Regions from separate parts of the Homo sapiens genome. Here all the other regions are linked to region 1. The links are chromatin loops, found by intact Hi-C in ENCODE. Cell type or tissue: mammary epithelial cell. All regions are shown on one strand. Region 1 overlaps TPPP (tubulin polymerization promoting protein). Region 2 has its middle 10 kb from the start of TERLR1. Region 3 holds the start of BRD9 (bromodomain containing 9). Region 4 overlaps TRIP13 (thyroid hormone receptor interactor 13). Region 5 holds the start of LOC124900932 (a long non-coding RNA gene).

Evidence for each region. Hi-C counts contacts between places; a loop is a spot of excess contacts. Peaks named below come from ENCODE experiments on the same cell type or tissue, not always from the same donor. Only the 100,000 strongest peaks of a DNase experiment are listed, where the experiment ranks them.
Region 2: it touches region 1 in a loop (9-fold over the local background); 6 of 110 quality-filtered maps call a loop at or near these places.
Region 3: a loop joins it to region 1, with 7 times the contacts of the local background. A loop is called at or near these places in 101 of 110 quality-filtered maps.
Region 4: a loop joins it to region 1, with 17 times the contacts of the local background. A loop is called at or near these places in 100 of 110 quality-filtered maps.
Region 5: it touches region 1 in a loop (6-fold over the local background); 2 of 110 quality-filtered maps call a loop at or near these places.

What each region holds. Positions count from the first base shown.
Region 1 is chr5:668,884-673,883 of GRCh38, reverse strand. All of the region lies in intron 2 of TPPP (tubulin polymerization promoting protein), which reads left to right. It also overlaps a transcript of CEP72 not described here. Among named protein-coding and RNA genes, the nearest start is that of TPPP, 22 kb to the left of the region's middle. RefSeq lists enhancers at 1-478, 1,322-1,491, 2,089-2,258, 2,621-2,790, 4,079-4,833. In mammary epithelial cell, CTCF peaks have their summits at 2,111 and 4,627 (motif pointing left); a DNase peak (open chromatin) is centred at 973; H3K27ac peaks cover 568 bases; H3K27me3 peaks cover 154 bases.
Region 2 is chr5:1,165,646-1,170,645 of GRCh38, reverse strand. No RefSeq gene overlaps it. Among named protein-coding and RNA genes, the nearest start is that of TERLR1, 10 kb to the left of the region's middle. RefSeq lists a cis regulatory region at 727 and enhancers at 643-812, 2,049-2,568, 2,569-3,090. In mammary epithelial cell, a CTCF peak has its summit at 2,324 (motif pointing left); a DNase peak (open chromatin) is centred at 2,355.
Region 3 is chr5:888,839-893,838 of GRCh38, reverse strand. It overlaps BRD9 (bromodomain containing 9), which reads left to right and starts at 1,038. Exons shown (of 16, transcript NM_023924.5): 1 at 1,038-1,233; 2 at 1,985-2,199; 3 at 2,552-2,684; 4 at 4,192-4,252; 5 at 4,674-4,818. The coding sequence starts at 1,182. It overlaps TRIP13 (thyroid hormone receptor interactor 13), which reads right to left and starts at 955. Exons shown (of 13, transcript NM_004237.4): 1 at 749-955. The coding sequence starts at 840. RefSeq lists silencers at 669-1,288, 1,479-1,697 and an enhancer at 1,037-1,669. In mammary epithelial cell, no CTCF peak of the experiment used is centred here; DNase peaks (open chromatin) are centred at 998 and 2,518; H3K4me3 peaks cover 2,853 bases; H3K27ac peaks cover 2,528 bases.
Region 4 is chr5:901,015-906,014 of GRCh38, reverse strand. It overlaps TRIP13 (thyroid hormone receptor interactor 13), which reads right to left. Exons shown (of 13, transcript NM_004237.4): 5 at 4,584-4,674; 6 at 1,795-1,867. Among named protein-coding and RNA genes, the nearest start is that of TRIP13, 11 kb to the right of the region's middle. RefSeq lists a silencer at 2,627-2,921. In mammary epithelial cell, a CTCF peak has its summit at 2,755 (motif pointing right); no DNase peak of the experiment used is centred here.
Region 5 is chr5:1,002,348-1,007,347 of GRCh38, reverse strand. LOC124900932 (a long non-coding RNA gene) reads left to right here and starts at 3,375. Exons shown (of 2, transcript XR_007058677.1): 1 at 3,375-4,062. RefSeq lists enhancers at 1-50, 1,204-1,847, 2,080-2,374, 1,848-2,492, 2,493-3,136 and a silencer at 2,080-2,374. In mammary epithelial cell, a CTCF peak has its summit at 2,608; a DNase peak (open chromatin) is centred at 3,827; H3K4me3 peaks cover 994 bases; H3K27me3 peaks cover 704 bases.

The DNA of each region.
Region 1 (5,000 bases):
TTTGGAGAATGATGGGAGCCCTGCCTGCTTGTGGGGGTGCTGGCACCCCAGGAGGCCGGAGGAGCCCCAGCTGGTCTGGGCCTGTTCCCAGAGGCAGGGCTGGAGCTGCTCAGGCGCTTGGGGGGCTAAAGCTTGGCCCCCTGCTCCAGCACATTCACCTCCCCAGTGTGGGGCCGGGGACCAGCCTTGGGGTGTGCCAGCCTTGGCTGACCATGAGGGTCAAGGTCTGGGGGAGCAGACAGCTGTGGCCCAAGCCCAGCGAGGGGTTGAGGCTGAGACCCGGTCCTGGGCAGCCTGGTCGGCAGGCTGGGCACCGTGAGTGGGCGCCGTGTGGGAGATTGTCCTGCGGGCAGCAGCTCAGGTGGCCAGGACTGGGACTCCGGCCTGAGGGGAGGCCAAGGGATTCTGACCTCCCCCCCTCCCCATTCACCTGCAGCCATGGACCCCTGTGACCCTGGCCCCCCAGGGCTGCCCCCACCTCCTCCTCTCTCCCACCCTCAAACTGTCCTTCCCTCCTGCAGCTTGGACTCCCCTCGGGGGGTCCCTGTGATCCTGGCACGGGGTCCTGACCTCCCAGGTGTACAGCAGCAAGGGGCCTAAAAACTCACACCCTTGTCTCAGGAAGAGAGAGGAGCAGGGCCACCACGAGGCGTTGGGGACACTAGAGATTTTCCTTCGATTTCCGGGGAAAGCAAGGGGTGGTGGCGGCGGGCCTGTGGGAGTTGCTTTTGTTTTGCATTTTGGGGAGGGGGTGCCCACTGTCACTTGTGGGAGCCTCTGCCTCCCTCAGGAGCTTGGGGACCGTGAGGAAGTGGCCTTCGGTACTGCAGAAAGCTGCTGACTCTGACAGGACTTGTGGAGAAAAAGTCTACCGATTTCTGTTTTCAGGGCAGGTTGCCATGGCTCCACCGGCGTGGCGCCAGCTCGGGGTATCTGCGAGCCTTTGTTTAGTCCTCGTTGCCATGGCAGCGCTTGTTTGTTTTGATGTTACTATGTGTTAAATCTTAAACAAATTTCTTGCAGCCTTACGCCAGGTTTTTGTTGAAGCCTACTGTTAACCCAGACAATGACTCCCTCCTGCAAAGAGCGTGCGGTGGCAGCTTTAAAATATTAATGGAGGCATAGCGTGCACAGGCGGGACCGGACCACGGGCGGTGGGAGTGGGGCCCGGTAGAGCCATGGACAGCGAATCTCCCAGCGCCTCCTCGAGCCTGGGGAGGGGCCCATGCCATGGGTGCCTCAGGACCCCTGGGGTCAGGCTCAGCTGCTGCCTCCCCAACTGCACCAAACACCACCAGCCTCTGGGCGAGGGTCTGCCAGCCTTGCTCACTGGCCCCCTATGGGTCCATCTAGCTCAGGTGGGGGCACCCAGCCGATGAGGCAGAGGAAGGAGGGCTGGGCTGCGGTCTCAGCTGGCTGGGAGCCCTGGCCTCCCCCAGGACCCACGCTTGTGTGCTGGGTGTGGTGTATTTTCCCAAGTAAATGCACTGACGTTTCCTATAGACACCTGGGTGGATACTGGGTGGTGGCTTGGCTTGGGGGTTAGACTGATACCTGGACGCTGGTTAGAAGGAAGCCAGGGCCAGTGGGAGACTGAGAACAGCAGGGCCAGGCTCCCTGGGGTCTGCGGTTGCCCCGAGCGTGGAGGGCTGCTGAGCCTGGTACACCCCCCCGGCCAGCCGGCACTGGGGTCTGTGGTCACCCCAAGTGTGGAGGGCCGGTAGGACACTTTGTCCTAAAGTCTTCGGACTGTTCCCAGTACGGAAGCCAACCCAACCACCTCCCAGGAGCAGGACCCAGGTTTGGAGAGAATCCAGGTCACAGTGTGTTTGGAGGGCAGCCGCCACAGGGCAAGTGAGGTCCTCAGAGCACTGTGTGTGACGTCCTCCTGTCTGTCCATCCCAGAAAAGCAGGTGTCAGCTTCCCTGGAAGGGGCCAGGAGCCTCAGGGCTGCATTGCTCCCCTCCCCCTCCCCCGTGGTACCCAGCCCGGGGGAAGGGTGGGCTGCACTCCCCACACCCAACCCTGTCCCTCCATTGCTGTGGGTGCCACCCTGTCCCGGGCTTGCACTCGGCGGCTCTGGAGCCCTGGGGCCAGTTCTGTCTTTGGGGAGCCTCTAGTGGCCACGCCTGGCAGGGCAGGATGAACGTGGCTTCCGCAGAGTGGAGCCCCTGCGGGGGGACCCTTGGCCATGGACGTCTGTGGCTGAGGGTTCAGGAGCTTGTGGCCTCACAGTCAAGGCCTGTGGCTCCTGTACCCTGCAGGCCGGGCAGCACCAGCAATCCCCAGAGCACTGTGCGGCGACAGGCACCCGTCTCCTGCGCTTGGCCAGTGGTGGGCGTGGCCTTGGCTGTCCACTTTGCCCCATGAGCCTGACCAGGCAACACAGGTCATTTGAGAAGGTGATCTCCAAACAAACAGCCAGAAACTGACTTCAGGTGCACAGACCAAAGCCCTGCCCAGGCCGAGACTGGGGTGGATGGAGGCAGCCGAGCCCCTGGGGCCCCCTAGAGAAGGTCGGGCCCCTCAGATCTGCCCGGGGTCCCTCTGGGCCCCAAGTCCACGTCCCACCAAGGGCCACCTCTTCCTAGTGATGTCCACAGGGCGGTGACTACACACGCCCCACCCCCGCCCCTCCCCAGGAAAACGAAAAGGCCGGCAGCAACGCAAAATTAATTAGCAGCAAGCGCAGGGTGTGCGCCCAGAGGGAGACAGTGCGCTGATCCCAGGCGGCCCCTCAGGCAGGGGGGAGCCTTCGGTAGCCAGACCTCCGGAGCTCAGGCAGCCCCCCGACCGGCTGTGTGGGGGCTTCATGGTGGGTGTGCCTGGGGTTAGAGCTGGTGCAGCAATGGGAGGGCCCTGGCCCTCAGCCCGCCCTGGGGCCTGAGCTGCCGTGGCCCAGTGGACGTTGCCATCCATCCTCTGAGCCAAGTAGGGTGCAGGAAGGGCTCCGGTTTCCTGAGATGAGGGGAGAAGCCCTCTCAGGTGGCCAGACATCACCTCACCTGCCCCCAGGTGCTCAGCTGCTGGTGGAGTCACTTATGAGGGGAGAATAGGCAGGGCCTGGAGGGCTTGCCACCGACCTCTGTCGGCCCCGGGAAACGTTGCTCTAGGTCCTCTGTATCTTGCTGGGGCTTGCGGGAGGCAGGGGCGGCCAACAGGCATGGGGAACCCCAAGGCTGGGTCCTGCTGGAACGGGACCACTGGACCCTCCTGGAGCAGTGAGAACTCGGAGCGACGTGCAGGATGGCGATGCCAGACAGGGCTCCCCTAAGGCCGCGTCCCTACCAGGTAGGAACCTCCCCAGAAGCTCCCCCTCCCCCCGTGGGGCCCAGCAGCCAGGGAGTCCTTCCCAGCCTCCTCAGGTCTCAGGGGCTAATGGAAGATCCCAGAGGTTGGTGCCCTGGGGGAGCCGCAGCCCCTCTCTCTCAGACTCGCCTAAGTACAGGGAGAGGCTGTTTCCCCAGAGATTCCCCTCCACAGCCCCCAGCTTCCCACCTGTGGCAGCCTCTGGACAGGGCACTCCAGCCACAGCAGCTGCAGGCCCAGAGAGCCCAGGGGAGCTGGTAGCTGTCACCTCGCCCGCCGGCCCCCGCCCCTCAGAGAGGGCACCATGGGAGGGCATTCCTGATTCACAAGGGTGCTGGATGCACAGTCCCGAGCCCAGCGGGGCCTGTGACGTCCGCCCCGGAGGAACAGGCCTCAGTCCTCGGAGGGCTGTCCTGGCCTGAGCCCAGCTCCTGGAGGCCCCAGGCCGGGTCCCAGTGTCCCTGAGAGACTGAACCAGGCCCAGAGGCCAGGGGACTCAGAGCCTGGGAAGCAAGTCCAGGCCCCGCAGGGCATCGTGTATGAGCAGCGGCTGCGTCCTGCTGGGCCGGCTTTGGGGCAGGGCGCCGGGCTGGGGAGAGCATGGGCAATGAGGATGCCGAGCTCCACACTCGGAGGCTCCTCCAGCACCCTGGTCTCTGGAGGACAGGCCCACTCTATGTCAGGAGAGCCGGGCAGCCAGACTGAGTGTCTCTGGGGAAGAGGCAGGCACCGCTGTCCTAGAACTCCTGAGGACTGCCCCAGGCGGGGGGCACCCGGGTCTCCTGGGGAGAGCTCCCCGCCCGTGTGGGGCAGAGACCCGGGCGCCCTTTCCCCGAGACACTCGGGGAGCGCGCAGAGCAGGTGTCCGGATCTGAATGTCGCCTCTGATGGGGGAGCCCCTCAGCCATCCCCCTCCCGCCGAGTGACTCATGCTGGTGGTGCCTGGCTCCGAGGCCGTCAGAAAGGGCTGCGTGCCTCAGCACTGGTCACCAGGCTGGCAGTCAGGCCTGGCGTCCGCATGTCAGCTTGGGCAGGGTGGGAATAGAAGACAGGAGAGCCTTTGACGGCCCAGGACAGACAGAGGCCCCAAGGGCCCCAGAGAGTCAACACCCCCACAGGGCCCAATGGGCACTGTCAGTTCCAGGCACTGTGGGCTGCCTGGGGTGGCCTGGCTCTTCTAGCACCACAGGGAACGTGCGGGTGTCCACGCCGAGCGCGTCAAGGGGCTAAATCCACCCCCAACACCGCGGACCCCCACGCCACAGAGCTGCCCAGGGCACCTCCGGCTCACCGGGCTCACCAGCGCCCCCTGGGGGATGCTGCTGGACAACAGCGCCCTATGGCCGGCGGGTCTGGAATGTGCCCTGCGTGGCTGCCCTCAGCAGTCCAGGCCCCGCCCTGGGGCTCTGTCTCCCCAAAGCCCCCTCCGGACACAGCGAGGCCTCCGCTCCCCTCCCTGGGACCCCATGAGGCGTGAGGGTCTGAGCTGTGGGACCCCGAGCACTTGGTGTGTTTCTCAGCGCGATTTCTTCTTTGGCTCAGCGCTGTTGATGGTGTCTGTTGTGTCTTTAGGACACGCGTGTAAAGTGTATGGGAACCCTCAGGTGCTGTTTAAACACAGCATCCGCCTTGGGGTCTGGGAATCACCCAGCGGCACCTCCGTGCCTGGCTCCAAGCCTGGCCACTTGGCA
Region 2 (5,000 bases), 500 kb before region 1:
CCACTGCAGCTCCGTGTGACTCTGCTCTTCCGTGACTTCTGCGTCTATAATCCAGACGTTCTCTGTAACCCACTGCAGCTCCGTGTGACTCTGCTCTTCCGTGACTTCTGCATCTATAATCCAGACGTTCTCTGTAACCCACTGCAGCTCCGTGTGACTCTGCTCTTCCGTGACTTCTGCGTCTATAATCCAGACGTTCTCTGTAACCCACTGCAGCTCCGTGTGACTCTGCTCTTCCGTGACTTCTGCGTCTATAATCCAGACGTTCTCTGTAACCCACTGCAGCTCCGTGTGACTCTGCTCTTCCGTGACTTCTGCGTCTATAATCCAGACGTTCTCTGTAACCCACTGCAGCTCCGTGTGACTCTGCTCTTCCGTGACTTCTGTGCACATTTCGAGCTGCATCACCAGAGCTGTGCCAGGAGCTGGGACTGTTCCGCAGCAGCCTGACCATGTGCCTCTGAAAGACCCCTCCCGGGCTGCAGTGCTCAGAAAAACTTCCAAATAAGATGAACTTCCCTTATTTAAAAGCTTGACTCCTTTTTTAGTGGACAGGGCTATGAGCTGAGGGACACGAGACGTCCAGGACAGGAGGGCCGGCCTTGTCTCAGGCCCTGCTCCCTCACCAAAGGCTCTGTGCTCTGTTCTCCTTCTGAGCCAGCTGTCCTGAAACGGAGGCCCTTTTGTGACCCGACTTGGTCTGTTGGCGGGGGACAGACACCAAGGCCATGTCTCACACCGGTCATGGCCAGCCCCCGGCCCTCCTTCCCTCCTCCCCTCCTTCCCTGCTGTAGCCTTTAGGGTTCAGACCCTGGCTGTCCTGTCCTCATTGGGGCTGATGCCCTGCCATGCCCCCCAGGAGCCCCCGTGCTCGGCAGGCTTGGGCTGGGAGGCGCAGTCTCCAGTCTCCAGCAGACACCACCTTACCCAGGTACATGGCACTTTCCTCATTAGGGTGACATTTTCCTCATCAGTGAGGCTCTCGCCTCCTGAGTTGCACCACCCCTGCGCCAGCGTGGTTGGTCTCCAGAGTCATACATGAGCATGGCGGGCTTGCCTCCAGGAACCAGAGGGTCCTCTGGGGGTTGGGGCACAAGGGGCCGCCCTGACCTCCCCAGACCCTAATGCGATTCCCACAGCTCTCGTCCACGAAGCACCAGGCCTCGGCCACGTTTCTAATCTCGTGATCCCTCCTGGAAATCCCAGACATGACAGATCCCAACGGGGTGATGCTTGCATCACTGAACCAACCCCAGGACACCGGAGAGCTGGCCGTGTGGGGAACCCGTGGATCCACCTGGGCCCTGGAGCTGGGGATGTTGGTAGTGTGCGGGGAGGCGGCAAGGCAAGACGGGCAGGAGGAGGCAGCTCTGTCCAGGGCCCAGGCGTCCCTCACGCCGTTTCCAGGCACCCGCAGACTTCAGGAGTCTTAGTCATCGTTGGGTGTTTGGGGCTCTCTAGTCCCAGTAGGTGCTGGGACTCTCAAACCTCACAGCTACCACCCTGGTGCTATCGTTACGGACGATCGCACTTTTGAGAAAATTGGGCACCGTTGCCAGAGCAGCAGTTAGGCCTCAAGCCAACTAGGCTCCAGAGCGCCTGCCGCCAACCATCATACCACAGGGCACGGTCTCGGATATTAAACGTCTGGTTGGATACAAATCAAGACCACAATTTCTCATTGCACTGGGAGCTTCGCCACGCACCATCTCTGGGCTGACGCAACAGCCTAAGGCCCTGGGTCCCTAGAAATAGATCCTGTGTGTTGTAAGTGGGCCGGCCTGGTGGTCAGGGCTGCACACGGGGCCTCTGGGCGGTGGCTGGGGGGTGGTCATTTCAGGAAGTTGTGCGGTGGGGTCCTGTGATGGGGCGTGTGTTGGGATCTTTATGACCTTGAGAATCATGGTTTTTGAGGGAGACCAAGGCCTCTGTGTCAGGGCCAGCCTGATGGGGGTTGGGGCAACTGAGCTCAACACCAACAAGCAGAAACAGGCAAGTTATCTCTTGCTCTATGCCTCAGTTTACTCATCTGTCCATCGTAGTAACACTTGTGTTTTTAAGGATTCTGCCAAAATAGCATCATGTATATGAAATGCTTGCAGGTTCCTAGAATGGACAGTGCTGAGCAGAGATGGCTGTTGTTCTATTTCAGCAACCGAATGCCAAAAATACGGAGGAGGCAGTGCGGCATGGAGGCGGATCTGCCTTACGAAATGGGCAGGGGCCCCACGCGTGGGAAAGGGCACAGGCATTTGGAAGAGTGTGGCACTTTTTCAGGAAATGCAACATCCTTCTACTCTGTGACCCAGCGGCTCCCCCTGGTGTTTACCAGAGAGAAATGGACGCAGACATCTGCCCACATGCAGGCACAGGAAGGTTCGTGGCCGCTGTGTTTCAATATTGTAATTGCGCCAAACTGGAGATGACACAGAGTCCAGGCTCAGGAGCGTGACTGGCAGCTGTGGCACATCTGTGCCATGGAGTGCTGCTCAGCACCAGGGGCAGGGGCTGTGGACGGAGCTGTGGACGCAATGTCAGGAGCACGGTGGGCGAGGAGACGGGAAGCCGGGGGCCCTGTCCTGTGGGGTTCTGGAGCAGGCAAAGCATGCCTGGGACAGAGATGGCCAGGCCAATATTACCCCTGGGCGAGGGCCAACAGCAAGGCCAGGACCGAGCTTTCTGGGGTGGTGTTGATGCAGGTGGACGCAGCTGTCTACACGGAGTCCACCTCCCCCACTGCCAGCATCTGTCCCGGAGGGCTCGGCTCACTGGCAGTTTGTCCGCAAGGTGGTGCTCAGTCACCATGCACAGGACATTTTTGACCGAAAGTTCTGTTTTTGCCATAAGTTGCACCCTGACCACACCTGCTTCTTCTGAAAGCACCTGGTACCCAGATGTGCCCATCCCCAGCTGCATTTCCTGAGTACGAAACTTGCAGGAATTTGTAGCAGGGAGGATGGGACTAAGATTATGTGTGTGTGGAGTGGGCAGGAGCTACCAAGAGCCCTGAAACCACTCAGGGTTTTGCTTGGCCATAAAGAGCCACGGAGCCTTCTAGGTTGAGGGAGGCCTTTGTGGAGAAAGGAAGCACCTGGATCAAGAAGGTTATTTCAGTGCTTGTCATCATCACCTTCTGGACCGTAAGTGGCAGGCACACATGTTGAAAATAACAACAGAAGACAGAGGCTACTTTGACTCAGATGTCTGGGCAGGCAGGGCTGGCCAGGAAGCTGGAGGCAGGACTGACCACGGCCTCTCTCTGCAAATCTGTGTCATTTATTTCCTGACGCTGGTAGCCTGGGGGTCCCTCTGCCTGAACACCTTCTGGCTCTTCTTTTTTTTTTTTTTTTTTTGAGACGGAGTCTCGCTCTGTCGCCCAGGCTGGAGTGCAGTGGCGCGATCTCAGCTCACTGCAAGCTCCGCCTCCCGGGTTCACGCCATTCTCCTGCCTCAGCCTCCCGAGTAGCTGGGACTACAGGCGCCCGCTACCACGCCCGGCTAATTTTTTGTATTTTTAGTAGAGACGGGGTTTCACCTTGTTAGCCAGGATGGTCTCGATCTCCTGACCTCGTGATCCGCCCGCCTCGGCCTCCCAAAGTGCTGGGATTACAGGCGTGAGCCACCGCGCCCGGCCCTGGCTCTTCTTAACTGCTCTGAACCCCTGGCATCAACCTGATGGGCAGGTGCTTCCCCCATGCTTCTTCTCCCTGCACTGCCCACCCCACGACTGACCTTCCCTGGGTTCCCTACACACCCCTTCAGTGCCTCTCACTTCCCTCCTGATGGCAGACGTCTCAGGACTGCTACCTTGGGAGGTTTCCCTTTGTGTCCCCAGCCACATAAGGTATCTCATTCTCTGCACATCCCCGTACCATGAATGGATGGATTGGTGGATGGGTAGATGGATGAATGGGTGGATGGATGAATAGATGGATAGGTGGGTAGATGGATGGGTGGATGGATGAGTAGATAGGTGGGTGGTTGGGTGGGTGGATGGATGGATGGATGGATGGATGGATAGATGGGTGGGTAGGTGGATAGATTTCTATCTGAAGAGTGGGTGGATGGATGGATGGATGGATGGACAGATGAGTGGGTGGATGGATGGATTTATGGGTGAATGGAATGATGGATAGATGGATGGATGGATAGATGGGTGGGTGGGTGGATAGGTGGATGGATGGATGGATGAATGGTGGGTGGATGGATGGATGGATGAATGGATGGATAGGTGGGTGAGTGGATGGGCAGATGGATGGATGGGTGGATGGATGGATGGATGGATAGATGGGTGGGTAAGTGGATAGATAGAAGGGTGGGTGAAAGGATGGGTGGGTGGGTGGATGGATGAATGGATAGATGAGTGGGTGGGTGAGTAGGTGGATAGATGGATGGATGGGTAGATGAGTGGGTGCAAGGATGGATAGATGGTTAGGTGGATGGATGGATGGATGGATAGATGGGTGGGTTGGTGGGTAGATAAAAGGGTGGGTGAAAGGATGGGTGGATGGAAGGATGGATGTATGATTGGATGGATGGATGGATGGATGGATGGATGGACAGATGAGTGGGTGGGTGAGTGGGTGGATGGATGGATGGATGGATGGACAGATGGGTGGGTGAGTGGGTGGATGGATGGATGGATAGATGGGTGGGTGGATGGATGGATGGATGGATGGATGGGGAGATGGGTGGGTGGATTACTGGATGGATGGGTTCATGAGTGAATGAAAGAATGAGTGAATGAATGAGTAGGTGATTTGTTCCTCAGGCCCTGGAGCTGGATCTACCCTACTGTCCCTGAGTGGCCTGTGTCCCATGCACCAGTCTCTGTGAACTATGCTCCACACAGAGGCAGGAGCCTGACTCCTGAGAGATATGGGTGTAACCTCTCAGGGCGTTACTCACTGGGACCACCCAGGAGCTCCTTGCAAAGGTAAAGGCTCCTGGTCTCCCAGTAGGCGCAGCCTCAGTCTCCAGGATGTGGCCTGGGGCCAGCA
Region 3 (5,000 bases), 220 kb before region 1:
CTGGTGCAATTATGCTGACGTGTCTGAACTCCAGCACCTAGAAAATACCCAGTCAACAGCTATTCTGTTAAAGGAAAGGTCTCTTCCTCTGCATCCCCTCTGAGGCTGGTGGTCTCACCTGACCTCAATCCACCCTCCGTGGACATAAGGAGGGTCTGTGAAGGTCTGGCCCCGCCGCTGAGTTCCCCCCACTCCAGGGAGCAGCACAGCCCACAGGCCCCACCATACCATGAACTGACTTGGTCACAAATGAGTGGGATGTGCTTTGAACCCTAAAAATTTAACATCGAGTCCGTGAGGAACGGGAACAATTAAAGGGTCTGAGAAGCAGTGGCTCAAAGAATAACCACCCAGCTTTCGGCTGAGACTAGAGCTCTCTGTAATGCGCAGCCATCCTATTCTCCAACGTGGGACTCAGGGCCACATCAATGCACTGGAGGACAGCCGGGGCAGGGGCAGGGTCAGGGCCAGGTCCGTGAGCTGAGGTCGGGTCGGGGCTCAATCTGTGAGCTGGGGTCCTGCGCGCAGGGCTCGGGTCGGCCGGGTCAGTGCCCTGCGGTGGGGTCGCGTCATTGCGCTAGGATCCGGTCGGGGCCCGGCGGCCTGTGCGCCCGGGTCCAGTCGGGCCGGATCAGTACCCTGGGGTTCGGTCGCATCAGAATCAGTGCGCTGGGGTCGGGGCTCGGTGCACGCGCTGGGGTCGGGGCGGGTGGGTGCCCAGAGGATGTGTCGGACAGGTCCGGCTCACCTGCTGCCGCGCTGATGCACCTCCACGTGGACCGTTGGCGACTCGGCCACACAGGGAAGCGCCTGCTTCAGGTCGCCCACGGCCTCGTCCATGGCGCCCCCGAGAGCAGTGGGGACCCAACCAGGGCGCGGCCGCCGCCACCTCACGCCCAGCGTCGCCGCCACAGCCGCTGCCTCAGCCCGCGGGCCCCGCCCTAGCTTCGAATCTGCCGCGCGAGGCGCACCACCTCCTGACCCGGAAGCGCTCGGGCCCGGCAGGGCCACTTCCTGCCGCGGCCCCGCCTCGCCCCGTTTCCGGCGCGGCCCAGCGAGCTCGGCAACCTCGGCGCAGCGAGCGCGGGCGGCCAGCCAGGGCCAGGGGGCGGTGGCGGCCAAGGTCCGACCGGGTGCCAGCTGTTCCCAGCCCCCGCCTCGGGCCCGCCGCCGGCGCCGCCATGGGCAAGAAGCACAAGAAGCACAAGGCCGAGTGGCGCTCGTCCTACGAGGGTGAGGCGGCGGCGCTTTGTGACGCGCGGCGGGCGGGGTCCCGGGCACGGGGGAGGAGTTCCGGGCACGCGGACGGGGGTCCTGGGCACCGGGCGAGGTCCTGGCCACGAGGGAGGGGTTCTGGGCACGCGGGAGGGGGTCCTGGGATTTCGGGCAGGGAACCGGGCACACGTGAGGGGTCCTGGGTAGGCGCTTACGTTCCTGGTAGAGGGTTCTGGGTTCGAGGCTGCAAGCCCACTCACCCCGGTCCTGGAGACTAGGGAAGCATCTGTGCTGGCTTTTGTGTGGAGCTCAGGGAGAAGCTGGGCTGCCCTTTCTCCCGCCTTTCCCTCCCTCTCCCTTGCTCCCGCAGCAGCTCCATGGGTGTCAGCGGGCAGCACGGGCGCCTGCAGGAAGTCAGGCGAGGGTGAACCGAAGTGCTGGGGGTTTCTAGGAGGGAGATCGGGCTCCGGGGTTCCAGGTCCCTCTTAATCCATCTTCTTGAACGAGTAATGTGAACAACATCCCACAGGGCCTCTGGTGAGGACACCGTGGCTCGAAAGGGACCTGAAGCTCCCTGCGGAGGGGAAGGGAGAACAAGGAGGCAGTGACATGCCGCCACTGTGGTCTTCCCTTCCGTCTTTCCCTGCTGGTTGGCAGCCCCGCTGTACTCCTTAGGGAGGCCTTTCCCTCTTAGCACCTTCACGTCTCACCTGGCTGCGTGGCGTTTGCACCTGAGCACGCGGGTAGAACTCGGTCTGTGTCTGTGCAGATTATGCCGACAAGCCCCTGGAGAAGCCTCTAAAGCTAGTCCTGAAGGTCGGAGGAAGTGAAGTGACTGAACTCTCAGGATCCGGCCACGACTCCAGTTACTATGATGACAGGTCAGACCATGAGCGAGAGAGGCACAAAGAAAAGAAAAAGAAGAAGAAGAAGAAGTCCGAGAAGGAGAAGCATCTGGACGATGAGGAAAGAAGGAAGCGAAAGGTAAAGGAGCAGCGGCGGTGGCCCGGACGCTGCCCACGAGGAGCCCGTGGGGAGCCTGGTCCCAGGACCCAGGCAGAGTGCGCCTGCGTGGCTGGAGGAGGGGAGGGGGTGTTCCGTTGGTAGCAAAACGCGAACCGCTGAGGCCCGCAGACTCAGTTCCAGGATCCTGGGTGTGCTGTTCCTCAGCAGACCCTGCCAGGGTCTCTGTGAGGAGGGAGCCTGGCATGAGGAGGATCTCGGAGGGGGTTTCCCTTAGTTCTGTCCCTCCCCTGAGAACTGCGAGGGGATTGGGCAGACCTGTCCGGATCCCGCCTACTCCTGCCTTTCTCACTCCCTTGACTCTGCCGCCCAGGAAGAGAAGAAGCGGAAGCGAGAGAGGGAGCACTGTGACACGGAGGGAGAGGCTGACGACTTTGATCCTGGGAAGAAGGTGGAGGTGGAGCCGCCCCCAGATCGGCCAGTCCGAGCGTGCCGGACACAGCCAGGCAAGGGTGCACTTTTAGAGACTCTCCTGGTGTTCACAGCTCATCGTTGTAAATGAGGGGTCGGCACCGTGTCCTGTTGCTTTGGGGAGAAGCATGGGAGGGAGGAGAGCTGGTATTTCCAGGGCCTCATCCCAGGTGTCCTCTGGCCTGAGGTTTCCTCCGGTGTCTCTGAATGTCTAGAGCAAGGCGTGGCCAGTTACCACTGGTGCCCTTCAGTTTTGTTTTTTAACTTGTTAGCTAAGGATGGCTTATATGTTTTTTAAGCGTTCATAAAAAGAAACAAAAAGGCATCTCCACAGAGACCAATCGTATGTGACCCGCAAAGCCTAGACTGTTTTTTGTCTGGCCTTTATGTAAAAAGTTTGCCAGCCCTGGGTCTTGAAGTTTGGTTTTGTTTGCACTTAAGACAGTATTGGAACAGTAGCCCCATCTGGGTCAGACTGGTAAGAGAGATGCATGTCAGTGAAAACGCAGGTAATTCCCCTTGGGAAGAAGGGACCTCGAGGCCCAAATGGTGGGTCTGAAGTTGCTGAAAGTGACCATAGGCTGAGACAAAGGAAGCTGGAGGCCTTTAGTAGAATCTCTGTCGTGGGCACCATCTGCGAAGGATGGCATTTGGCTGGAATTTCCAGTTGACAAGGACTTGCCCTCTGAGTTCTCTTTGTCCCCAGCCTTCCTGTGCACAACTCACAGTGATGAGGCATTTGTACCTAAGACAAGGGGTGTCTCTTCCCAGCAACTCTCAGCATCCAGTGGTTCCTGGATTATAGGGAAACAGACGGCTGGGCTTTGGGACATGGGACATCAGGGAGTGGGGAGGCTAGTGCTGCGATCATTCAGGCCGTCAGAAACTGTCTGAGGCCTGCTGGCTCCACTGAAGGAAAGTTCTGGAAAGCTGGTGGCCTTCTGAGCTCCTGTGGTCATTTGGCTCTTCAGGCACTTTCTTTTTTTAATTTATTTTTGAAACATGGTCTTGCTGTGTCGCCTAGGCTGGAGTGCAGTGTCGTGATTCACTCCTGGGCTCAGATAACCCTGGGCTCAAGCGATCCTCCCACCTCAGCCTCCCAAGTTGCTGGGACTACAGGCACGCACCACCACGCCGGCCATTTATTTACTTTTTGTTGAATTTTAAGGGACCTCAAGTGAAATAATAATCGGTGAATTCAGGATCAACCTTTATGTCCAGAGCGTTTGTTCCGTCGTCCATTTCTTGTCTAGAGTAGTGGTATGAGCTGAAAACATTGCTAAGTGATCACCACATATTGTTGATGTAAGGGCTACCGGTTATTACAAGAGATTTTTATGACTCCTGCTGTGGGGGTGCCCTTTCTACCCGGCTGAGCTTGGTGGGAGCCAAGGCTGAGTCGGATGTATCTTTATATCCCCAGTTCTCGGTGGAACTTAAAATGCTGTGAGACACCAGACAGACAGATACTGTGAACTTGGAGCTCTCTAATGAAGGGATACCAAAGTCTTGTATTCAATTTTTTTTTCCTTAAATTGTCAGCCGAAAATGAGAGCACACCTATTCAGCAACTCCTGGAACACTTCCTCCGCCAGCTTCAGAGGTAAACCGGGGCGTTTCTGAAGAGCTAGTGTCTGGGGGGGTGTGGTGTCATCTTTTCTGAGGCCTTATTCCCCACGCCAGCCTCGTCAGCTGTGAAACAGACCCTGCACCTTCTCTTGGTGACTCCCAGTCCACTTCGGGGTGCGTAGGAAGAGTTCATGAACTCATTAGTGGCTCACTCTGAAGTCAGAGTAGAGTGAGGGAAGTCAAGGCTAGAGCTGGGACATTGATGGCCGCCAGGATGCGTTGGGGGAATTTTTATTATATCTGAAATACCTATCACAATAAATTAAAAGACGCTCGTAACTTTTTTATTTTTAAGAAACAAAATTCGGTCAGTTGTATCCAATTTTTGGATTGTAAGAGATTTTGTATCATTTAGAAATCTAGATTTTTCCGCTTTAAGATGTCTTTGCTTTCAGAAAAGATCCCCATGGATTTTTTGCTTTTCCTGTCACGGATGCAATTGCTCCTGGATATTCAATGATAATAAAACATCCCATGGATTTTGGCACCATGAAAGACAAAATTGTAGCTAATGAATACAAGTCAGTTACGGAATTTAAGGTAAGTTACTTTCATTGCCCGAAGTAATCGTGGCATAGTTCTGTGTATTCATGTCTTGTGAAGACTTCATTCACCTTAGATCATTTCTAGTTTTTGAGCTTTCACAGGTGTTTCTGTGTTCGGATGATGTTTTACAGACACAGCATTAAGGAAATGATTGGTCGTGAACGTTTTCTCTGTGC
Region 4 (5,000 bases), 230 kb before region 1:
CAAACTCCTGGTTTCAAATGATCCACCTGCCTCAGCCTCCCAAAGCGCTGGGATTACAGGCATTGAGCCGCCATGCTGGCATGCCCCTAGAGATCTTGAAAACACACATGTATTTCAATATGTCAAAGCAAAGGGCAAGTTGCTAAACATAAGCTAAGGGGTCAAAATAAAGCAATTTCCCTATGTAAAAACATTTACAAGACATTTTTGAAGAACAAAAATTATGTATACGAAATTAAACCTCACAGGATTTCCGCTAGTCATACTGGAGTAACAGGAAGCAGATTTACCATCTAATCTTAAATGAGAAAACCTCATTTAAGGCAAAATGGATGAAATGACATCTGGTAAGGTTGCTGTACACAGGGCAGTGAGGGCTGGGACTCCTGAGTCGGAAGACCAGGGACCCTCTCTACAAATGCTCTAACTTTCTTGCCGGGAGGCATCTTCCAACCACAGGCACGGGAGGGAGCCCAAGTGGAGCACAGCCACTCGCTGAGTCGAGGAGACAGAGATTGGAGTTCAGGGAGTCTGAAGTGACTGAAGGCTGCAGAACAGAATTCCAGAGGGGAAGGAAATATGAAGAAATACCTCAGAAGGAGTGCCCAGGATCCTCATGGCGCCCCCGATGTCCTGGATGAATACTCAGGTGTGTGTGAGCAGGGGACATTCCCTGCAGCTATGTAAAGGGCGCCCGTGGTCTGTGAGCTGAAGGGCTCCTGGACCTCACACAGGCTGAGAGGAGTGCATACTCCGACCGCCAGAGTGGAGAGTGCCCACGGATCCTTCAGCACACTCAGTGGAGACCCCAGAGGACCACAATTGAGTGTTAAGACCAAACCTAAACCCCTCCCAGTCAAAGCTTAAAAAAACCAAACCTCAAAGGATCACACCAAATCACAAGTAATGGAAATGCCTAACGGAACAAAATCTAACACTCACTAAAGGAACACACAATCCACACACTTCAGATCACAATGTTCAGCAGCTAATCAAACACTACCTAACATGCTAACAAAGCAAAACCATGTGACCCCTAACCAGAAGAAAAACCAGTCAATAGAAACACAATCAGAAATGACAATCATGATGGAATTAGCAGACAGAACATTAAAACAGCTATTATGGGGTTGTTCAAGACGTGAACGAGAACATAATGAAAAAACAGTATAAAAAGAATCAAATAGAACAGAGCAGAAAAATACACTATCAGACATAACAACTTCACTGAATGGAATTAAAAGCAGATTAGACGATGTAGAAAATCAGTCAACTTAAAATACGGCAATAGAAACTTTCGAATAAAACATATTTCTAAAGAACTGAAAAAAAAAATGAAAAAGCACAGGAGTGGCCTGTGGAACAACATCAAACAGTCTAACATGAAAGCAGACAGAGTCCCAGATAAAGGGGAGGGTCAAGGAAATTCAGTGAGGAAACAATGACCAGGTATTTTCCAAATGTGATGAAAACCATAAGCCCCAAACAGACAGAACTCAAGAGGAAAAGACAAATCCGTAATTAGAGACGAACACTGCATCCAGCAAGGGGAGAAAGTATAGTCTTCTGAAGTGCAATTCACCAGCAGAGATCATGTGCTGGCAATCAAGTAAGTCTCAAATCTTAAAAGACTGAAATCATAACTCAAAACTATGCTGAATACAGAGGAATCAAGTGACTTACAGTGGAGAGGAATCTATTATTTGCGTAAAATGATTTAGAAAAAAAAAAAAACAACCTCCCGTTATAAATCCCATTCCCATGGCTCTCCTCTCACAGATTACCGAAAGTTACCTGCTTGAAAGTCTAATTGTCAATTTCTGGGCTAACGCTTTACACAGGGATGTTTTTCCAGTGCCAGGAGGACCTGTGACAAAGATCCAAGCAAATATATTTTTAAGTCAGTGCTACAACAAATTTCTTAAAACAACAGTAACTTCCATTATCCATAAAATATAAGGAATACAGTTAAAAGCTATTAATGTTATTACTACAATGAAGTCTGCTTAGAAACTTAAATGCTATGAAATATTACCAATACACTTACGTCTCCCCCTCTTTCTTATTTGTACTCAACTTCGTATTTCTGGTCTCAGCCTCCATCGCCTCCCCACCCCCAGCACTGCTCCCAGCTTCTCGGCCTACAGTCTCACTTAGCGTCGGGAATGAACATTGCATTTTCTAGCCTACATCTTTGCTGACACCTGTCCTTGTCCCCACTCTTCCTTTATGAAATCCACTCATCAAGGCACCTTTCAGAGATCAAACACACCTTTCTTGATAAATGGAGGTGGAGGGGTCATGTGTTATTCCTGTTGCCCCCAGAACCACCCTCTTTCCTAAGACAATTCTCAGTGGGCTCATACCCCATACTAGAAGAGGCAGAGGCCAGCACTCTTCTTGCACGCCTGCCTGCCAAGCGTCCCCTAGCATGATGTGGGCGGCAAGCCACCCAGGTGCCGAGGCAAGAGACCGAGGGCACGAGCTGTTCCAGTATAATAAAATAAATAAAATAAGAATAATTATACTAGATATAGATCTTAGATATGATTATATATGAATATTAATCATTAATTTGTAGCAATTACTCTTTATTCCAATATTATAATAATCCTTGCTCTACAATCATAACCTAGGAAAAACCAGGCCATACAGAGATAGGAGCTGAGGGGACATAGTGAGAAGTGACTAGAAGACAAGAGTGCGAGCCTTCTGTTATGCCTGGACAGGGCCACCAGAGGGCTCCTTGGTCTAGCAGTAATGCCAGCGTCTGGGAAGAAGCCCGCTGCCAAGCTGACCGTGGTCTAATGGTAGCGTCAGTGTCAAGGAAAAACACCTGCTACTTAGCAGACCGGGAAAGGGAGTCTCCCTTTCCCCCGGGGAGTTTAGAGAAGACTCTACCCCTCCACCTCTTGTGGAGGGCCTGACATTAGTCAGACCCGCCCGCAGTCATCCAGAGGCCTGTCTCCCTGTGATGCTGTGCTTCAGTGGTCATGCTCCTAGTCCGCCTTCATGTTCCATCCTGTACACCTGGCTCTGCCTTTTAGCTAGCAGTAGCAAATTAGTGAAAGTACTAAAAGTCTCTGATATGCAGAAATAATGGTGTAAGCCGTCTCTCTGTTTCTCTTCTCTCTCTCTGCCTCAGCTGCCAGGCAGGGAAGGGTCCCCTGTCCAGTGGACACGTGACCCACGTGACCTTACCTATCAGTGGAGATGGCTCACACTCCTTACCCTGCCCCTTTGTCTTGTATCCAATATATATCAGCGCAGCCTGGCATTCGGGGCCACTACCGGTCTCCGCGTCTTGGTGGTAGTGGTCCCCCAGGCCCAGCTGTCTTTTATCTCTTTGTCTTGTGTCTTTATTTCTACACTCTCTCGTCTTTGCACATGGGGAGAAAACTCACCAACCCTGTGGGGCTGGACCCTACAAAAGATGCCTCACAGAAGCTGCGAGGTGACCAATATGGAAAAAGGAAAGCATCTAACAGAAAATGGAGACATACAACTCTAATTTTCTGCAGGTATTTTCAAGAATTAAAGAGGAAATACGTAACTGGTTCCAAACAGAAACAACTTATTTCACTAATTAAAACACCTGCTGCTTACTCTGACTGTGCTATGAGGGCAGTATGCGGGGCCTGTCTGCTCTTTAAAAGAACATTGTGTTTTAAGGTCACTTTGTCACGCAATCTTAACTGACTTAAAGAAGCCAAGTACCCTTCAAGCTTCTATTTAACACTTGGCTACAGTTTCATACTCTCGAGTCCACTCAATTCCCGTGTCCCCATTCTACCCGGTGATATTGACAACAAAACAAAACAAAACCAAACAACAAACCATCAGTATTTTCTCCTGAGAAGAACCAGACAGAATTTCTTTAAAATATGGCTTTTTCAGTTTACTCCTCACAAAGTAAAGCTCTGAGTACTACAAGCCTAATTTATAAGTTAAGCTTTATCATAGGAATGTCTGTAGGAAAAAATAGTCTACATAAGGTTTAGTATTATCCACGTTTGGGGCATCTGAGGATGTCTTGGAATGTGGCCCCCCACAGGAAGACTTGATTAAGTGCCGAGTAATCAATGCCCCAGGGGCCGCGCGCGGTGGCTCAAGCCTGTAATCCCAGCACTTTGGGAGGCTGAGGCGGGCGGATCACCTGAGGTCAGGAGTTTGAGACCAGCCTGGTCAACGTGGTGAAACCCCGTCTCTACTAAAAATACAAAACTTAGCTGGGTGTGGTGGCGCATGCCTGTAATCCCAGCTACTCGGGAGGCTGAGGTAGGAGAGTTGCTGGAACCTGGGAGGAACCCAGGAAGTGGAGGTTGCAGTGAGCCGAGATCGGGCCACTGCACTCCAGCCTGGTCGACAGCGAGACTCTGTCTCAAAAACAAAAACAAACAAACAAACAAAAAATGTCCCAAGTGTCATGAGCTGGATCTGCTTCACAGAGAGGGGACATTCTAGGACAGCTGTGGCTCCTTCAGAAAACAAAGAGCCGTAACTCCTTGCAGAAGGACGAAGGTACAAGTAAAGGCTAAATTTCATGCCACTTATCTGGTCAAATAAAAGCCTGCATAATTTACCGTGGAGCAGCACCACCCGGTTCCAGGTGATGAGGTTGCTGTTGACGTTCTTGTCTGAAAACAGTAAAGTTGTCATCACATAATCGAGGAGCTGATAGAGAAAAAGAAAAGAGCTTGACAAAGATACCAACAAGGCAAAGGTCCCCAAGAAATGTGCCCTCCCCCAGGGCTTAATCCTACATGAGAAGAGGGAGCACAGGGAGCGAGGCCGCCTCCTAAGAGATCATCACCTCCAAACGCTTTCATTTCAGAAGAGAAGGTGCTTCCAAAAGGGAAAAGGAAAAACACTGGCTATTACTATTATAAATATAAGAAGAGCAACAAAATGATCACTTTTATTTAAAGTGCCAACATTAAACAAAACCACTAAGGGGTTTGTTTATCAAGTAATGAGTAAGCTCCTTCCCTAGAATGATA
Region 5 (5,000 bases), 330 kb before region 1:
CCTGCGATGGGCTCAGAGCGCCCTTGTGTATAGCGTCCAGGCGTCCAGATTCAGGGCCAGGGCCACCCTCCCAGGCTCTTTCGGCCCCTCCTCTCTCCCTTGCGCTACCCCAAGTGGACTTTAACTCCCAATTTGGAAGGTAACAATGCCATCTTCTGTGGTCTCAGGGTCCTAGTGAGTGTGTGAGGATGATAGTGTTACATGTTATGCAAAGTAGCACAGCCTGAGGATTGCAGCCCTTCCCGTGCCTCTAAATCCTGCCCTTACATGAGGACCGATGAGCCACCCTGGGTGAAGATCTGCTGGTGGGCTCGTGTCCCCTGTGTGGCTGGGAGCCTTGCCTCACACATGCATGGGCCCTCCTCCCAAGACCCCGAGAAGGTCCCACTGGGGGAGGTTGGCTGAGGTGCCCCAGCCAGGTGGGGAAGGGCCATTGTGTTTCACTCCTCTGCTGACTGAGCTCTGGTCCTTGCTAAATGCAGATGTCAGGAGGTCTGGGGGAGGAAGTGTCCTGGGAGGACAGGTGGAGGTGGGGGGTGGGGGCGGGCCATGGCACCAACCCCACACCCTACAGGGTGCCCAAGCTGGAGGAGCCCATGAGGCTGGGCCTGCACTGGCTGCCGTGCCCTCGCACCCACCTTGTCACTTGGAACTAGGCACATGCAGAGTCCAAACAGCAGAAACTCCCCATGCACTCCAGTGAACCTGAGTTACTAGGCAAAGGTTTTACATTTATTCTTTAGCAGCTTTATTGAGATACATACAATTCAGGGGCCCTACAATTCACCCATGAAAGTACAGACCATCTCCATCCATCCCAGGCGGGACGCCGCCAGCACACAAGGCGCACAGCTTGACCCTCAGCCCCACTGACTGGCAGATCAGGGCTGTGTGTCCTCCTCCCACTGGGCTCAGACAGTGTCCTGGGAGTCCTCTGAGGTAGAGGAATGGGATCCCCCAGGGCTCCTCTGAGTGGGAGCTGGAGAGTGAGAGCAGCCGATTCACCCATTCCTTCCCAGAGGGTCCGGAGTTCCCACCCAGCAGGACACGCCTGACCCTCACCTCGCGTGTCCTCAGGGCATTCCCCCGGGTGGATCCGCAGTGGGGGTTAGGGGCACTGCAGAGCTGAATCTGTACCCCACTGTCAGCTCAAAGGGCAACCCTAAGTGGCCCCTACGCCTCCAATGCCCACTGGACTCTTTCCCCTATGACCATCTCTCCTGGGTAGGGCAGAGCCGGCCTGGGGTTGTTCTAGAGCTGGAGTCACCAGCTCCAGGCCCTGCAAACCTGACCCCCATGCCAGTTCACAATCCCTTTGCATAACATGTAACACTATTATCCTCACACACTCACTAGGACCCTGAGACCACAGAAGATGACATCATTACTTTCCAAATTGGGAGTTAAAGTCCACATGGGGTAGTGCAAGGGAGAGCCCCTTGAGATGTCTGCATCACAGAGCGGCCTGGTCCCCTCAGCCATTCCAGGAGGAAGGGGTTCTCTTTGCTCCCCTTGACGTTCCCTTCTGGCGTGTGCATGCCTTTGCCCTCTGCGGGGCCAGTGGGCACCCACCATGCTTTCCCGGTGCTGCCTCAGTGGTGGCTGCCGCGAGATGCCCATCTACTTTTCGTGGAGGCCTCGGGACCAGTGTGGTTTGCTGGACGCTCTCCTCACGTGATGCCAGCCCGGCGTGTCCTCTCCTGGGCCCGTCTGTGGGGCAGCCCCCTGCCTGCCTCTTCCAGGGGCCCTGCAGGGACTTCCAGGTTCCTCAGGCCCGTCCTGCCTCGCCTTTCGCTCTGCGTCTGCCCGGGGCAGCCCGAGCTGGGACCTTCTGGCGGGAGCCGCAGCTTTTCAGGGCAACTGTCCTTGTCCCTGGGGGACGGCCAGTGTACGCGGGGACACTTGCGGCCCCAGCCCACTGCCGGCCTGGAGGAAAGGACGCGGGGGACCCCCATACGTGACCAGCGGCTGCAGCGCAGCTCGGGCTCACAGCGGGGCGGCCGGAGCAGCCTGGACCCCCGACGCCCGCGCCGTCCAGTCCGGGGACTCGGAGGCTGAGCCCGTAGGGGGCCGGCCCGGGGGCCATGGGCGTCCCCGCCCTGCCTTTTGCTGGGCCACGGAGCTTTGAGGACAGTTTCGCCTGCTGATAAAATCCGTTCCCAGCACTTTCGAAAGGCAGGGCGGGGCTCAAGCCGTCCCTGGAGGTTAAAATGCGCGTCCTCGCAGCTTTTCAAATCAGCCTCTCCTTATCTCCTCAGCCGCGGGCGGGGCAGGGGCCTGGTCTCCGGATGGAGGAGGAGGTGCGGCCGCAGGACGCCCAGCGGGGAGACCCGGGGAGACCCGGCCGGCGTCCGCCTCCGCTCCCGGCACGGCCGCCCGCGCCCGCCCTTCTCTGCCCCAGCCCGGGACCGGCAGGGTCAGAAGCGGGCGGCGGCGGGCGCGGGGCTCTGTCCTCCCGGCCCCTCCACCTCAGCGGGCGCAGCCGTGGGGTCCCCACCAACAGCGTTCGTGGGGGCAGCGCGGGCCCCGTCTCCCCCCGTGGCTATTCTCCCCGCGAGGCCTTGGCGCTCGTGCGGCCTTGGGAGCAAGAGCGCCCCCGCGCGCTCCTCACTCGGCTTGGGACACGCTCGTGAACTCTCGGCGGCGTCACCCTCTTCCACCGCGACTCCGCGTTCTGGGAGGCGGGGCTCATCCTGTTTTGTGGTTGTCACGGTGGCCACGGCTCCTCCCCTCCCGTTTAGAAAGCGGCGAGGTCGGGGTCCGCCGTGTGAGGGGGCGTCCGCCATGTGAAGGGGCGTCGAGGCATGTCCGCTGTGTGAGGGGGTGTCCGCGGCGTGAGGGGCGTCCCTGTGTGAGGGGCGTCCCTGTGTGAGAGGCGTCCGCGGAGTGAGGGGCGTCCCTGTGTGCGGAGGCCTCCGTGGCATGAGGGGCATCCGCTGTGTGAGGGGCGTCCCCTGTGTGAGGGGCGTCCGCGGTGTGACCTCACGGTGTGGCGTGCCTGGAAGGCATGGTGTAGCCAACTCTGACCCCGGGGTCAGGGGCCTCTTTTGAAGACACTGTCTTGGCCCCAGGCTGTGGCTGGAGTTGAAATAGGCGCATGCGCGGAGCCGGCACACACACACACACACACACACACACACACACACACACACCCACGTCCCCTTCAGTGCCCGGCTTTTTCCCCATAGTGCGAGCAAAGCCGTGAGCCTCGCGACCCGAAGTAGCCGGCAAGACTGAAATTCACACACGGGTTGGTCTCCACCGGAGCCCTGGGGACGTCTAAGAAAAGCACTGCCTGACATCGGACAAAACGCTACTGTGACGCGTCACACGGAGCCTGCCGGGACATTTCCCCTCCCTGCCCATGCCGCGTTGGCCCTGGCGGATTGGCCCCACGAGGGAGGATGGCGACTCCGGGTCTGGATGTGTGCTCCCCTTGCGTGCTCTTCGCTTTGCAAATGGATCCCTACGTTTTTAAGTGCACAAGATCCCCTGGGTGTCGCCTGCACACCGCCCCCGAGGCCGCCCTTGTTTGAGTCCACCTCTCCTTGGCTGTGCAGCGTCCGCCAGCCATGCTGACCCCTGAAGCCTTGGCTGTGCCTCCCAAGTGCACCGGGTTTCCCTGCAGACACACGCTTTGGCATGAACATGCCTTCTTAGGCATGAACAAGAAGTTCACGTGGCTGCCACACCCAAGTGCCTTGCATTTCGCCTGCTCCCCGCACCCCCCCCAACCATGTTGCCACACGAGGCTTATTCTGAATTACAGGTTGGTTGTGATATCACCTCTGGTACATGGACTGTTAAAACTATTGAAAGGGAGGTGGATCTGAAGCACGCCTACCTGTTTCCTGGCATACTTGGAACGTTGCCAGACCACTGGATACTTAGAAGGCTAATTCTACATTTATCCTCAGCCATCATTCTGAGCGCCTTCAAAAGATGAATCATCTGCACCGACTATTAAATTTAATAACCATGCACTTCTCCAGGGAAATTGCCTCAAAGGGACCCACAACTGGCCACGATTCATGGTTGAGGAAACACCTCTTCCAGTTTCAGGTAAATATTTGTGCAAATCTTTCAGGCAATTTGTGATTAGAGACCTAGAAGGAAAAAACCCACCCAAGTCAGAAAATGGTTTTCCAAAGGTGTTCTGGGCATACTTTTGTATGCACTTGTTTTTTGGGTTTTACTGGTTTTTATTGCAATCAAAGTAAGTTCAGTAAAAGGGCCTTGCAAGCTGGGCAGCGAGGGCAAGTAGAAGGCATGATTCGTGGGCAGCAGAGAAGCCCTGGGCTCCTGGCTTCTCAGTTCGAAGCACACCCGGGCGTACACACCGGTGAACATGTGAAACACAGCCGTCACATGTAGCAGGGCAGACGGCAGTGACGGTGAGAAGCTGCCTTCCAGGAGTCCCGTATGCGTGATTTTTTTTTTTTTTTTTTTTTTTTTTTGGAGACGGAGTCTCACTGTGTTGCTCAGGCTGGAGTGCAGTGGCGTGATCTCAGCTCACTGCAACCTCCACCTCCCGGGTTCAAGTGATTCTCCTGCCTCAGCCTCCCGAGTAGCTGGGATTAGAGATGCATACCACCACGCCTGGTTAATTTTTGTTTTTAGTAGAGATGGGGTTTTGCCATGTTGCCCAGGCTGGTCTCGAACTCCTGACCTCCAGTGATTCCTCCCCCCACCCCCGTCTCGGCCTGCCAAAGTGCTCAGCCTCCCAAAGTGCTGGGATTACGGGCGTGAGCCACCACGCCTGGCCGTGATTTTTAAAATAACCCAGGAATCTGAGTGAGCAGTGAAGGAAGCCCAGATGCCAAGAAACATGTGTGGGCATCAATTATGATCACTGAGGTCCTCTCCACCTAAACACTTGCTGTAATTTGGTGATATTTATCTTATCCCAACCTGGGGAGTTTTAGTCTTAGTCTTTGTATCTTATCAGCTCTGGCTTGGAGGAAAGTCTCTCCTGGCTGGAAATGAAAGTGTGAATCAGC